Linked DNA regions of Homo sapiens: region 1 is linked to region 2. A link is a contact called in ENCODE Hi-C or POLR2A ChIA-PET data. All regions are on one chromosome and are shown on one strand. The core of a region is the stretch at or near the end of the contact, and the rest is flanking DNA. Distances in the headings are between cores, read along the strand shown.

Region 1 (5,881 bases), core at 1,047-3,546, 330 kb before region 2:
AATTGCCATTTTAACCATATTTAAGTGTACAATTCATCGGCATAATTACATGCATCATCTTGTGCAACCATCACCACTATCTATTTCCAAAATGTTTTCATCACCCCAAACACAAACTCTATAACCAATATTGCTCTAGAAGCAATAACACCTCCAAAACCCTCTTTCCGCAGTGGATGTGGTGATTTTAATATAATATCCATGGGAATTGGCTTGTGGGGTCTTGTCTCTTTTATGCAGCCTTATTGGTGGATGAATTGTTGCAGTTAAGTTCATTTGAAAGATAACTGGCTGGGCGCGGTGGCTCATGCCTGTCATCCCAGCGCTTTGGGAGGCCGAGGCGGGCAGATCACTTGAGGTCAGGAGTTCAAGACCAGCCTGGCCAACGTGGTGAAACCCTGTCTCTACTAAAAATATATAAATTAGCCAGGCATGGTGGTGGGCGCCTGTAATCCCAGCTACTAAGGAGGCTGAGGCACAAGAATCACTTGAGCCGGGTAGGCAGAGGGTGCGGTGAGCCGAGATCGCTCCACTGCACTCCGGCCTGGGCGACAGAGTGAGACCCTGTCTCAAAAGAAAGCAAAAAGAAAGGTAACTAACCACAGGGTCCAAAGGCTAGGGTTCTCTTACCTTACAGATTTTGCATAGAATGCCCTCTGGAGAGTACCCCCGACTTCATAAGCAGGGCATGCCTAACATCTTGTGAACTCTTCTTGGAAGAACAGAGCCATATAATAAGTGTTAATTTTTGAATTGCACTGTAATAATCACAGCACCAGGGCCTGCTGAAGTGATTGAATTGTTCACTCTTACACTAAATGGCCCCAGACTACTTGGCTGTTTCAGTTCTCTGCAAACCTTAAAATCTTATCTTCTTTTTTATTTCCTGTCAGGCTGTTAGCTTTCATGTCTTACAGATCTAAGGATACTGTTTTTGTTTCCATTTTTAGTATTGTGGCTTTAGCAGGGGTGGCAGGGTGAAACTTACATAACAAAAGAAACCATTCTAAAGTGAATAATTCAGTGGCATTTAGTGGATTCACAGTGTTGTGCAACTACCACCTCCATCTAGTTCGAAAACATTTTCATCACCTCAAAAGGAAGGCTCCTACCCATTAAGCAATTAGGGTACTGGGTGTTTCGTTGTTGCTGTTTTGCAACAACTCCTATGCTCTTTTACTTTCTGCTCCAATATGCTGTGAGCTTGGACCTAGAACACTGGGCCTGCTGAGCTGCTTCTTTTTTGTTTTTGTGTTTTTTTTTTTTTTTGGAGACAGGGTCTCAGTCCTGTTGCCCAGGCTGGAGGTATAGTGGCACGATCATCCCACCTCAGTCCCCCGAGTAGCTGGGACTACAGGCACACGCAACCACACCCAGCTAATTTTTAAGTCAAGACTTGCATTTTTTGGTAGAGACAAGGTCTCACTATGTTGCCCAGGCTAGTCTCAAACTCCTGGGCTCAAGCAATCGGCCCGCCTCAGCCCCACTAACTGCTGGGATTACAGGCGTGAGCCACCATGCCCAGCCATGCTGGGCTTCTAGGTAAATAGGGGTAGCTAGGTCCTGTACACAGGGCTCCCATTAGCAATGTTCAGGAGCATGAGATTAATTTCACTGACACGTGATAACAATTTTTAGCTACTTAAGGAGCTTCCCCCATCCTGCCCCTCCCCTGACCTTCGCTAGACCTCACACTTCTGGATTATGAGGTTGTTTAATATACGTGATTTATGGAAATATTTACTCATTCATTCAGCAAAAAAAAAAAAAAAAAAATGTATAGAGTGCCCATACATCACCTAACGCCAGGTGCATTTTTTGTATTGCTTGCAACCTGCTTCCACAAGGGAACATAGGAACTGGGAAGGGACTTTGGGAAACCTCTAGCCCAGTCACTTCCAAACTTGGGCTGGAGGGATCAGAATCATCTGGGGACAGATTTCTAAAAGAGAGTGTCTGTCCCCACCCAGATATACTGCACTGATATCTCCCAGGGCGGGGCCCAGGAATGTGTATTTTTTAAATCTTCACCAAGTCATTCTGAGATGGCACATAGGTGTCTGGGAATCATCGGGCTGGCCAGTTCTTCTTAAACACATATTTAATGTTTAAAGATTACATGCCTTGGGTCCATGCCCCAACCTGGCTGACCTGTGGCGTCCAGCAGCTCGGAAGGCAGCTTACCTATGAAGGTCATGGACAGCGGCAGAGCCAGGAAAGCACAGAGCACAACAACGAAGCAGGCTGCAAGGAGAAGAAGGGGCAGGCACTGGGTTAGAAACACACAGACCCCTGCATTTCCTCTTCACTGCAGTTTCTTAAGCATCCTGTGAAACCTGACTTTCTCTCCAGTGGCAAGTCAGCAGACAGGAGGAGAAGGTCGCAGCTCGCCTGGGGCTCCCACACAGTGGATGCAAGCCAAGACTTGCACTTCTCAGAGAGCTGAACATCTCTCGTGATCACTTTGCCGATGCCAAGGCCCAGATATCCTGCAGGACCTCTCCAAGTCTGACAGCTTATGGAAAAGGAGTTTATAAACTGCCACTGTGCCCGTGCCAGGATGCCAGAAGCTGCCGGCATCCACTGAGCCAGGCAGGATTCACCCTGTGCTTCCTGGGTGCCTGTACTCAGGGCAGATGGTTCTTCTCTTCCCTGGATAAAATTCACTGACAACTCACTTTATCACTGAAAGTATTTGCTTCACAAAATCTTCTTCCCTTTCCATTCACTTGGTTATATATTCCACAGCCCATGACATTAGATGGGCTCCTAAAACTTCTTGCTGACACACAGTATAATAGAGCTTTGAACTGGCTTGGGGTTTTTCTTTCTGTTAATGCCACCAATCCAACTTTTAGACATTGGGAAAGAACAGAGGAATGGGGGCTACACAGGCTTGGGTCCAAATCCTGGCCCTGTCACTCACTGGCCATGTGGCTTTGGGCAAATTCGTTGACATCCGGAAGCCGTTTTCCTCTTCTGTAAAAGGTGGTGACAGATGTATGCACAAGGACCTCAGGGTATGGCAACTTTTGTGATTAGGCAATTACTTCCCTGCTTTGCTTCTTGGTTTCCTCATCTGTTCTCCAGATCGGCAGATATATCTGCAGATATAGGTTTTGCTTGGCCAGCATTTTTTTTTGAAAGTGTGAATTTGAATGCCTCTTGGGTAGGCCTGCCCCCCAGTTCCCACTGTCAGAGTCTTGACAGCATCACACATCTGTGCTTTCTGCTGAGTCCTGTTGTCATGCTGAGAGCAGAGGATCTCTGAGTGAACCTCATGGTAGCTTCTGTAGCATCTACTCCTTCCTCTCTAGGTCATCACCTTAATTATTTTCGGGTACCCCCACCTCCCTACCTCCCCATTCTGCTGTGCCGTTTATGTGCTCTGGCAGAAGCTGATCCCACCCTGGCCATAGAAAAGGGCATGAAGTTTCACCCTCAATTAACCAGCAGAGCCCCACTTACCAGATACGTTATTAGTGGATGGGCTCATGACTTATATTGGGAGATTTACTGAGAGTCAGGAAAAAGCTTTCTCGCTCTGCTGACAGAACTTCCAGAAACAAGGTTTCTCCCTCCCTGGCCACTGGTGAGGAATTGAATTACTCTGGGGGTGGCTGGCAGCCTTCTTGCCATCATGAGGGGAAGCCAGCCTGCGAATGAGAACAACGCCCTGAGAGGCAAGAGAAGAGGTAAAAAGAAACTGGGTCCTCAGAGACATTCATCACCCATGGAATCACACCACCCTTGATGCTAAACTACTTCTGGACTTGCCATTTATAGGAGCCAATAAATCCCCTTTATTACTTTAGCCAGCTTGAGTTGGGCTTTCTGTATTTATACAGAGCCCACTGTACCTGGCTTAATCTGCAAGGTCCTTTGTGGTTTTGAATTGTCAAAGATCTAGGATTTATCTGGGAATCTGTCTTCTCTAGAGAAGAGCTCTAAGGCTGCAAGTGCCTCTGGCTGGGAGCCTCACGTGCACACCACCAAACGCCAGCTCTGATCTTGCTACCCACAGCGGGTAGGGTGCACAGGGCAGGGTGCTGCCCCTCTCTCAAAGAGACCCGAGAAGTTGCCCTCCATGCCCACCTTGACCTTCACCTCCAGGAAATGTTGATGGGGGCAGGCATGCAGAGTGATTTGCCCCAATTTCCACTCCTCCCCTCAGACCACCCCTGAGTTGTATATAATGCTATCACCAGAGCCAGCTTCAAAGGCGTGCAACTTAACGGCCCCAAGCATCTGGTTTGACGCTCTTCTGTTGCCATCTTGAAATTCTAAATAAATTTCTCTCGAAATCGTGTATTGTAAGTGAAGTTGGACAGGACAGTGAGGAATATGTGTGAGCAGAGGGAGCCTGTGAAATGCTCATGTCTGCTGCCCTTTACCGCCAATATTCACATTTACTCCGCAAGACTCAGGGCCAATATGAGGAAAGCGTGTTGTGTCTTCAACTGAGTAAGCAGGGGGCTGACAGTCCTGAAAAGATTTACTTCCATTTGAACCAGAACTTGCTTCAGATGCAGACAGAAGGCAATGATGTTCTAAGAAACAGGAACAACGAAGGAACTCCACCAACCCCTTTCTGACCCCTAAATTAGTATACCTTGTCCTCTCACAACTTCCTCACCTATCTGTGAGCAGAAGGTGGAGAATGTGGGTAGAATACACCCATATCAAGAAGCAAAATGAAGACTTGTTAGTTTTGTACAATGTTTCCAATGTTCCGATAAAAACAAAATGTGTATGAGAGCTATTAAACACAAGTTGTGTCATTTCAGTGACTCAACATATGAGTTAAATGCTCTTAGAGTTGCATTTAAAACTGACATTATGCAATATTAAGATGAACGGTAAAATATATACTAATAATTACACATTTTGATTTCCCCTACTTAAAAATGATATTAAACAGCAAATAAAAAGGCCAAAAGAGAGACTGCAGAAGAAAGGAAAAAGCTTTTTATATTTTAGTCCCTTGAACAGTGCTTCTTTCCTGCTTTTTGAACAAGGTGCTTTGCATTTTTGTTTTGCTCCGGGGCCCTGCTGGTCATGAGTGACACAGTGCTGCTGGCAGGTGTGGTGAATTAGAGAGAATTTCAGTTAATCTAGCCACATTTGTTTTAATTCTCAACTTAGAGTGGCGGTCAAGGAAGAAATTTCTTGCTGGCAAAGGATAGAAATTCAAGGGGTCGATGAATCCTATTCTGCATTTTTGACCTTGGAGCTTGTTACAAGGATGAAAAAAAGTGATCGGCATCCTGAAAAATCCTTCCCTGTGCTGCAAGCTTGAGGCAGATGGTGCCACCTGGCCACATATATAATCCAGGCAGTGAGTGACACAAAGAAATGGAGCAGTCCCCAAGGAGGCACCTGCCACCCAAGCTTCCTACTGAAGGGTGGCAGAATATGCCACCCCAAACTCTGCAGCTGTGGCATAAGGGTTATTTGGAGCTAAAGGCACTTAAAAAATAGCAGATGGAAGAAGGGTACTCTGACCCTCCCCTTTTCCTTCTTAAAAGTGGGAAACAAAAGCCCCACATAGAGGATGTCCTCCCTATACCAAAGGAAAGCACCATTCTTATCATCAAGGATGGGACATTGAGACCAAGAGAATTCTGTACAAACAGATCTTGTCAAAATCACTCTTATCTTCCCTTAGCCTCCCCACACAGTTTGGTTCCTTTTCTGCAATTACCTCTCTTTGTTCAGCCACGTACAAAAGCATTTGGGTTTTGCTATTTCTTTGGGTTTCCACTTCTTATGAAGGCTCTTGTGTCATGTAAAACTTGCACTAAATTAGTGTGCTTTTCTCCTGTTAATCTGTCTTATGTGAGTTTAATTCTCAGGCCCAGCTGAAAAGCCCTAAGAGTGG
Region 2 (6,609 bases), core at 202-2,701:
GGATTACAGGCGTGAGCCACCCCGTCCGGCCCTAGTGTTCGTTTTTTAATTACACCACAAAGAATTATAAGGCAGAGAGAGCATGACAGGCAAAGCAAAAATCAAACTAAAACCTCTACTATAGTGACCTGTAAAAATTCCAGTTTGTATTACTGTTTATCACAGAATTACCAGGAAATCCTAGAAATAATTTCTTCATATAACCAAATCAGTCATACACATTGTCTTCGAAACAATGTTTTTCCAAGATCGATGAGGTCTTTTGAGTGTATATAGATGTGAAAGAAACAAGTCCTTTACTACTATTCTAACACCTGGTATTACACGGTTTAACATGGAAGCCAAGTTTCCCCATGATCTTATTCTTCGTTTCTTCGGGGCTTTATTCTATGCAATGGAGAGTAACTGAAAATTAAGAGCAACCAGACTTCTTAGCTGAAAACCACATTTGATATTTTCTGCCCACATTTGCCTGTTACTCAATATTACACCCATATGATCATTACAAGACCTGAATACACTCTGGACATGGCAAAAGTATATCGGCCCCTTCGCATGCCTGCAACAATACTTTTAAAAACCTAATAAAGTGATTTGCAAATACCCAGAAGTGGGATCACCAGTGAGATACGGGCTAAGTTCAGAAAGGTCCCTGAAACCACCTTTACAGATGTATAAGTAATGCGAGAAATCTAACATGACTGACTCCATCTTGCTTCTAACCTCACGGGCTAAGTTTTCACCGTGTTGTCGTTTTCTTATTCTAGCACAGAGGCTAGGATAACTGGGAGAGGGATTTCGTGTAAACTTCAAGACAAGGGAAACTGACCCCACCCCTTCCTGGGAACCAACGAAGCCGCCCCGAGTTTCAGAAGCTCTTGTGATTTCATCCCCAGCCGGTCAACTGTTTCAGTTCCCCAGCCCCCCGAAGCCAAAATGCCCTTTAAAACCCTCGCCCCCGAATTCTCGGGGAGACAGGTCTGAGACCCTGTTCTGGTTTGGCCAGCCCTGCGCTTATTAACTTCTTTTTTTGCTGCAACAGCGGTTCTCACTGGTTCTTTCCGGGCAGCGAGCGAGAAGAATCCGTTGAGCCGGGGCCGGCGCCCGCGGGGCAACTGCACCGCGGGGGAGCCCAGTCGCCCCGCTCACCCGTGAGGGCCCTTTCTCCTGGAAAAGCCGCTCCGCCCTGCTGACCCCCACGGCACCGCGCGCCCAGACCCCAAGGCGGCGAGGGACTTGCGGGTTTGCGGCGAGTGGTCCAGACCGCGGGGCGGAAGTGAGGGGCGCGGCCGCGCGTCCGGGGCGCGTCTACCCCTCGCTCCCACTCGGCTCCGCGCCGCGACCACGCGCCGCCCTCCTCGTTCTAGAGGCAGCCCGCCAGGGCGGGGACCACTCACCCGCTTCCCCGGCGACCCTAGTCCACTCCTTGGCCTGGCAACCGGCGGCTTCCGCGGGGCGGGCCCGGCGGGTCGTCTCTCGGGTTGCGGGTGAAGGAAGCCGCCTGGGTCTGGCGGGAGGCACTGTTCTTGGAGTAGCCGGGCCTACGAAGAGCACGTTTTAAAGCTGTTGTTCCACGTTGCGGTGGAACAGTGCTGTTAACATTGAGGGAAATTGTCCCCGACTAACTGAGTTCTGTCTGCAGGTTAAGTGAAAGCCTATGTAGATAAATTTCACGGGCACAGCACTCAGTGCTAGCTAGAACTTACTAGCTATGTGACCTTGGGCAATTGTGGAAGGCGGGATAATGCTTCCGCCTCAGGATGTCCACATCCTACTCCCTGGAACCTGTGCGTTTGTTCTCTTGCTTGGCAGAGGGGGTTAAGATTGCAGATGGAATTAAGGTTGCTTATCAGCGGACTTTAAAATAAGGTGACGATCTTGGAGTGTGTGCTTGGGTAATTACAAAGTAATTACAAGGGTTCTCTAAAGTGGAAGGGGCCCAAAAAGAAGGTCAGTATGAGAAAGCTATTTGAAGGTGGAGGAAGGGGCAACAGCCAAGGAATGCAGCTGGCCTCAAGAAGCTGGAAGAGGAGCAGGCACAGTGTCTCATGTTTGCAATCCCAGTGCTTTGGAAGGCAGAGGCAGGAGAGGAACACTTTAGCCCAGGAGTTCGAGATCAGCCTGGGCAACATAGTGAGACACTCGTCTCTACGAAAAATTAACTAGACATAGCGACGGGCACTGTGGTCCCAGCTGCTCGGGGGATTGGGGCAGGAGGATCACTAGAGCTGGAGAGGGCTCATGATCCCACCACTGCAGTCCAGCTTTGGTGACAGAGCAAGAACCTGTCTCCAAAAAAAAAAAAAAATATATATATATATATATATATATATATAAAGGAGGAGGTGGGAGGTGGAAAAGGAGGAGAAGCTAGAAAAGGAGGGAAAAACAAAAAACAAAAACCAAATTGTTCCCCAGAGCTTCCAGAAGTAACAGTCCAGCTGACCCCTTGATTTTTTTGTTTTTTGAAACAGGGTCTTGCTATGTTGCCAAGACTGGTTTTGAGCTCCCGGGCTCAAGCGATCCGCCCACCTCAGCCTCCTGAGTGGCTGGGACTACAGGAAAACCACCATGCACACTGACGCCTTGATTTTAACCCAGTGAGCTGTATTTCTGAACTTCAGAACTGTAAGGTAATAAATTCGTGTCGTTTTAGCCACTTAGGTTGTCACAGTTTGTTACAGAAGCCTTAGGAAACTAATACAGCAGAGTAACTAAATCCCTCTGTATAAAAGTATAGAACCTACCTCATAGGATTACTGTGAACAACATCTGGTTACCCTTTACTTGTAAGCGCTGAACGTGTTCATTATAACGTGTCAACCAGAGTCAGAGAGACCGAAATCCAAGTAAAGAAGTTTATTGGCAGTCTGAGAATTGCAGTTCAAGGAACACAGATTCCAGAAGCATTTGAATTGTGTCCTGACCAGCTATTTTTGGGTAGGGTTTTTAAAGGAAGTAAGAAGTCAGTTCTCACTAGTTCATCCATAACCTTCGTAACCCACTATTTTGATTGAAGATAAAGCGTTATCATGACAGTTCATTGGTTTCTAGGCAAAAGTCCTTGATTCAGGGGTTTGAGAAAAGTTCAGTCCTCAGCATGAAGTCCTTTTCATAATGGCAGCAATTTTGTCTGCAACATCAGCAAGTACATTCTGCAGTCAGGCAGTTGTAAAATGGCATTCAGGAACAAAATGGCTTTGCTCTGGCCAGCTCCAATTGCCTTCCTTCCACAATGTCAAAGTTAATGTACAACTATTCTGTAGTGTGGTGATAAGAGAAGGGAAATGCTACAAATCAACATTTACAACATCTGCACTGCTTTCTTTGTACTCTATACAAAGACTAGTTTCAATTAAAAACAAAGAAGGCCAGGCACGATGGCTCAGGCCTGTAATCCCAGCACTTTGGGAGGCCGAGGTAGGCAGATCACCTGAGGTCAGGAGTTCGTGACCAGCCTGGCCTACATGGTGAAACCCTGTCTCTACTAAAAATACAAAAATTAGCTGGGCATGGTGGGTGGCGCCTGTAACCCCAACTACTCGGGAGGCTGAGGCATAAGAATCATTTGAACCTGGGAGGCGGAGGTTGCAGTGAACCAAGATCGTGCCACTGCACTCCAGCCTGGGTGATAGAGCGAAACTCTGTCTAAAAAAAAAAAAAAAAAAATACTGCCCATGCCTGTACTCAGAATGCTGCTCTTGAGAACTGAGCAAAAGACAGATTTCTATCAGATTAAATTTGTGACAGCATCAGGGGAGAAGATGACAAAGGTGCTTAATGCTTTTCTTTCCCACCCAATGATGGCAGTCATGAAAGGGATTCTTTCCCTTGTTCCATCGGTGTATTAGTTTGCCAGGGCTGCTGTAACAGAGTCCCACAAGCTAAATGAATGGTTTAATCAAATTTATTATCTCATACTTCTGGAGGCTAGAGGTCCAAAATAAAGGTGTTGACAGTGTTGGTTTCTTCTGAGGGCTGGAACGAAAAGATCTGTTCCAGGCTTCTGTACTTGACTTGTAGATGGCCTTCTTCTCCCCCACATTGCCTTTCCTTTATGTGTACTGTCTCTGAGTCTAAATTTCCCCTTGTATAAGGACACCAGTCATATCAGATTGAGGGACCATCCTACCCCAGTGTGGCCTCATCTTAACTAATTATATCCTTAACAACCCTATTTCCAAATAAGATCACATTCTGAGGTACTGCACATTAGGACTCCAGCGTATATTTTGTGGGGGATGCAATTCAACCTGTAAGTCAGTAAGAATAGACTGGTGAGGGTAGGGAGAGGGGATGGTGAGAGAAGGTCTGGCCCCCTTTTTATGCAGCTGTTGCCAAGCTGTGGATACCCAGCCAGGAGAGCTTCTGGATATATCCAGAAATAATAAAACGCCACTTCTCCTGAGATGACTGGGAGTTTTCACTCTGTATTAACTGCTTTGTAGTCTACAGTTATATAGACTTTCTTATACTTTTTAACTTCGGTTTGGTTTAAGAGCCACAAGATGACTCACCGAATATATTTCCAGGCATTAAAATAGATGATCTCTGACCCTCACCAGGATTGTTATGTTTGGTTTTTGTTTTGTCAAAGGGGAAAAAAAAAGTTGAGTAGAGGAAGACCTAGAACAAAAAGCAATTGTTCCTTGCTTTTTATCTCCCCAGCTTCAGTCCCACTTCCAAAGGGCAACCACTTTGACCTTTGTGGTTTTAAATTCTCCTGATGATCTTCAACTGTATGAATAGGATTAAGCTGCTATTTTGTGACACTATTGACTCTTGCAAGGACTGATAAAAAGTCAGCTTAATTCACCCCCCTAAGGTGCACATGGTAGTTAACACTATGATTTAGTCCTATTGTTCACTTTAGTAACTTTAATATCCTTAAACTGTTGTTTTTAGTTCTATTAAATACAGACAGCGCCTCTTGGTTCTCCATTTCATGATAGGAAGAACTCTTACTTCCCTTGAACTCCCCACCTCTGCTTCTACCTCCAAATTTCTTATTTTTTAGAAATGAGGCCTCCCTCTGTTGCCCAGGCTGGAGTACCTCTGGTGCAATCATAGCTCATTGCAGCCTCAAACCTCTGTACCTCCAAACTTTTCAAAGCTGTACTCTCTTAGATTTCCACAACTGATAACATTTATATTCCCTTCTGTAACTAAGTCTTCTTTTTTTTTTTTTTGAGATGGAGTCTCGCTCTGTCGCCAGGCTGGAGTGCAGTGGCGCCATCTCAGCTCACTGCAACCTCTGCCTTCGGGGTGCAAGTGATTCTCCTGCCTCAGCCTCCCACGTAGCTGGGACTGCAGGCGTGCACCACCACGCCCAGATAATTTTTGTATTTTTAATAGAGACGGAGTTTCAACATGTTGGCCAGGATGGTCTTGACCTCTGCCTGCCTCAGCCTCCCAAAGTGCTGTGATTAGAGGCATAAGCCACCACGCCCGGCCTAAGTCTTCTATAAGTTGGTTCTAATAGACAATAACCAATAAGCAGCATTAACATTATGAAAATGTTGGTCCACAGCAGAGCTAAGCAGTTTGCTGGGCCTGATTTTCCTGTGTAATCACAATGTCTCAACCCTGTGCTGTTCAGTTTCTCAAAATCATGGTTACTTTGTTGTTGTTGCTTTGCCTAGTACTTTTTTGTTGTTGAAAGAAATCTGTGCCATCTTACCCATTCTATTTTCTTGGAATATTTTTTTGAAAGCCCACTGATGACTCAGTTTAACTCATATTTGTATTGTGATTTTCTTGTAGAGTCTTTTAGGAAATATAATTTCTAGGTACTTTTCTTATTTTCCTTTTCTTTGCCTGAAGTATATCTTCAAGTTCTTCCAACTGTATATTCCATGAAATACCTTTGTTTCCTGGATCCCCCGTTCTTGCTCAGATATGAACTGGTGGCTTAGTCACCCACAAAACTGACATTCTGAGTCACATCTGCAGCTGCCTGAATCCCATGGCTTCCTCAGGATACTCTGCTCTTTTACTGATGGAGTACCTGCTCTAATAACTCCTCCTTAAGAAAAGGTGTCTGGCAGGTAAGCTTTCTGAGTCTTTGCATGTGTAACAATGTCTTTATATTGCCCTCGCAAGTAATTTGACTGGGTAGAGGCGTCTCAAGTTGAAAATCATTTTCCCCCTGAACTTTCAAGCTATTATTCCACCATTTTTAGTGCAGCTGATGATCAATCTAATGCCAGCATGCCTTTTGTTTCTTGTAGAAGTTTGTGTTCCCGTTTCTGGAAAGCTTTTGAATAGCTGGTCATTTATTGAACAAATTTTATTGAGCTGCTACTCTATGGCAGCCACAAGGGCTAGGACCTAGGAACACAATGGTGAAGACTAGATTATTTCTAATGAAGTTTCCCACATATCCACCAAAGACAATGCTTGAGGCATCTTCCTTTTTCTCAGAGGCAGAAACCAAATTAGCTTAACTTTGAAATACAGAGATTTTATTTTTTTAATTTATTTTTTGAGACAGTCTTGCTCTGTCACCCAGGCTGGAGTGCAGTAGCACAGTCTTGGCTCACTGCAACTTCCGCCTCCCAGGTTCAAGCAATTCTCCTGCCTCAACCTCCCAAATAGCTGGGATTACAG

The links. A loop is a pair of places that touch in the nucleus more often than their neighbours do. ChIA-PET counts read pairs that join two places held with the same protein, here RNA polymerase II (POLR2A). Pooled maps may share reads with other maps.
Region 1: a loop to region 2 is called in a pooled map, with 2.5 times the contacts of the local background. The contact joins the enhancer-like site here to the promoter of NEK3 in region 2. A Hi-C loop is called at or near these places in 6 of 50 pooled maps. POLR2A ChIA-PET finds 5 or more read pairs at or near these places in 5 of 52 experiments (A673, OCI-LY7, activated T-cell and 2 more).

The regions. Positions count from the first base shown.
Region 1 is chr13:51,824,382-51,830,262 of GRCh38, forward strand. It overlaps TMEM272 (transmembrane protein 272), which reads right to left. Exons shown (of 5, transcript NM_001351003.2): 3 at 2,185-2,244. Among named protein-coding and RNA genes, the nearest start is that of TMEM272, 18 kb to the right of the region's middle. Within about 2 kb of position 2,297, at least 14 of the 41 ENCODE cell types and tissues checked have a DNase peak (open chromatin) inside an H3K27ac peak, as active enhancers do; they include OCI-LY7, where a contact is called at or near this core.
Region 2 is chr13:52,158,146-52,164,754 of GRCh38, forward strand. It overlaps NEK3 (NIMA related kinase 3), which reads right to left and starts at 1,452. Exons shown (of 16, transcript NM_002498.3): 1 at 1,398-1,452. RefSeq lists silencers at 1,139-1,248, 1,329-1,388, 3,149-3,443.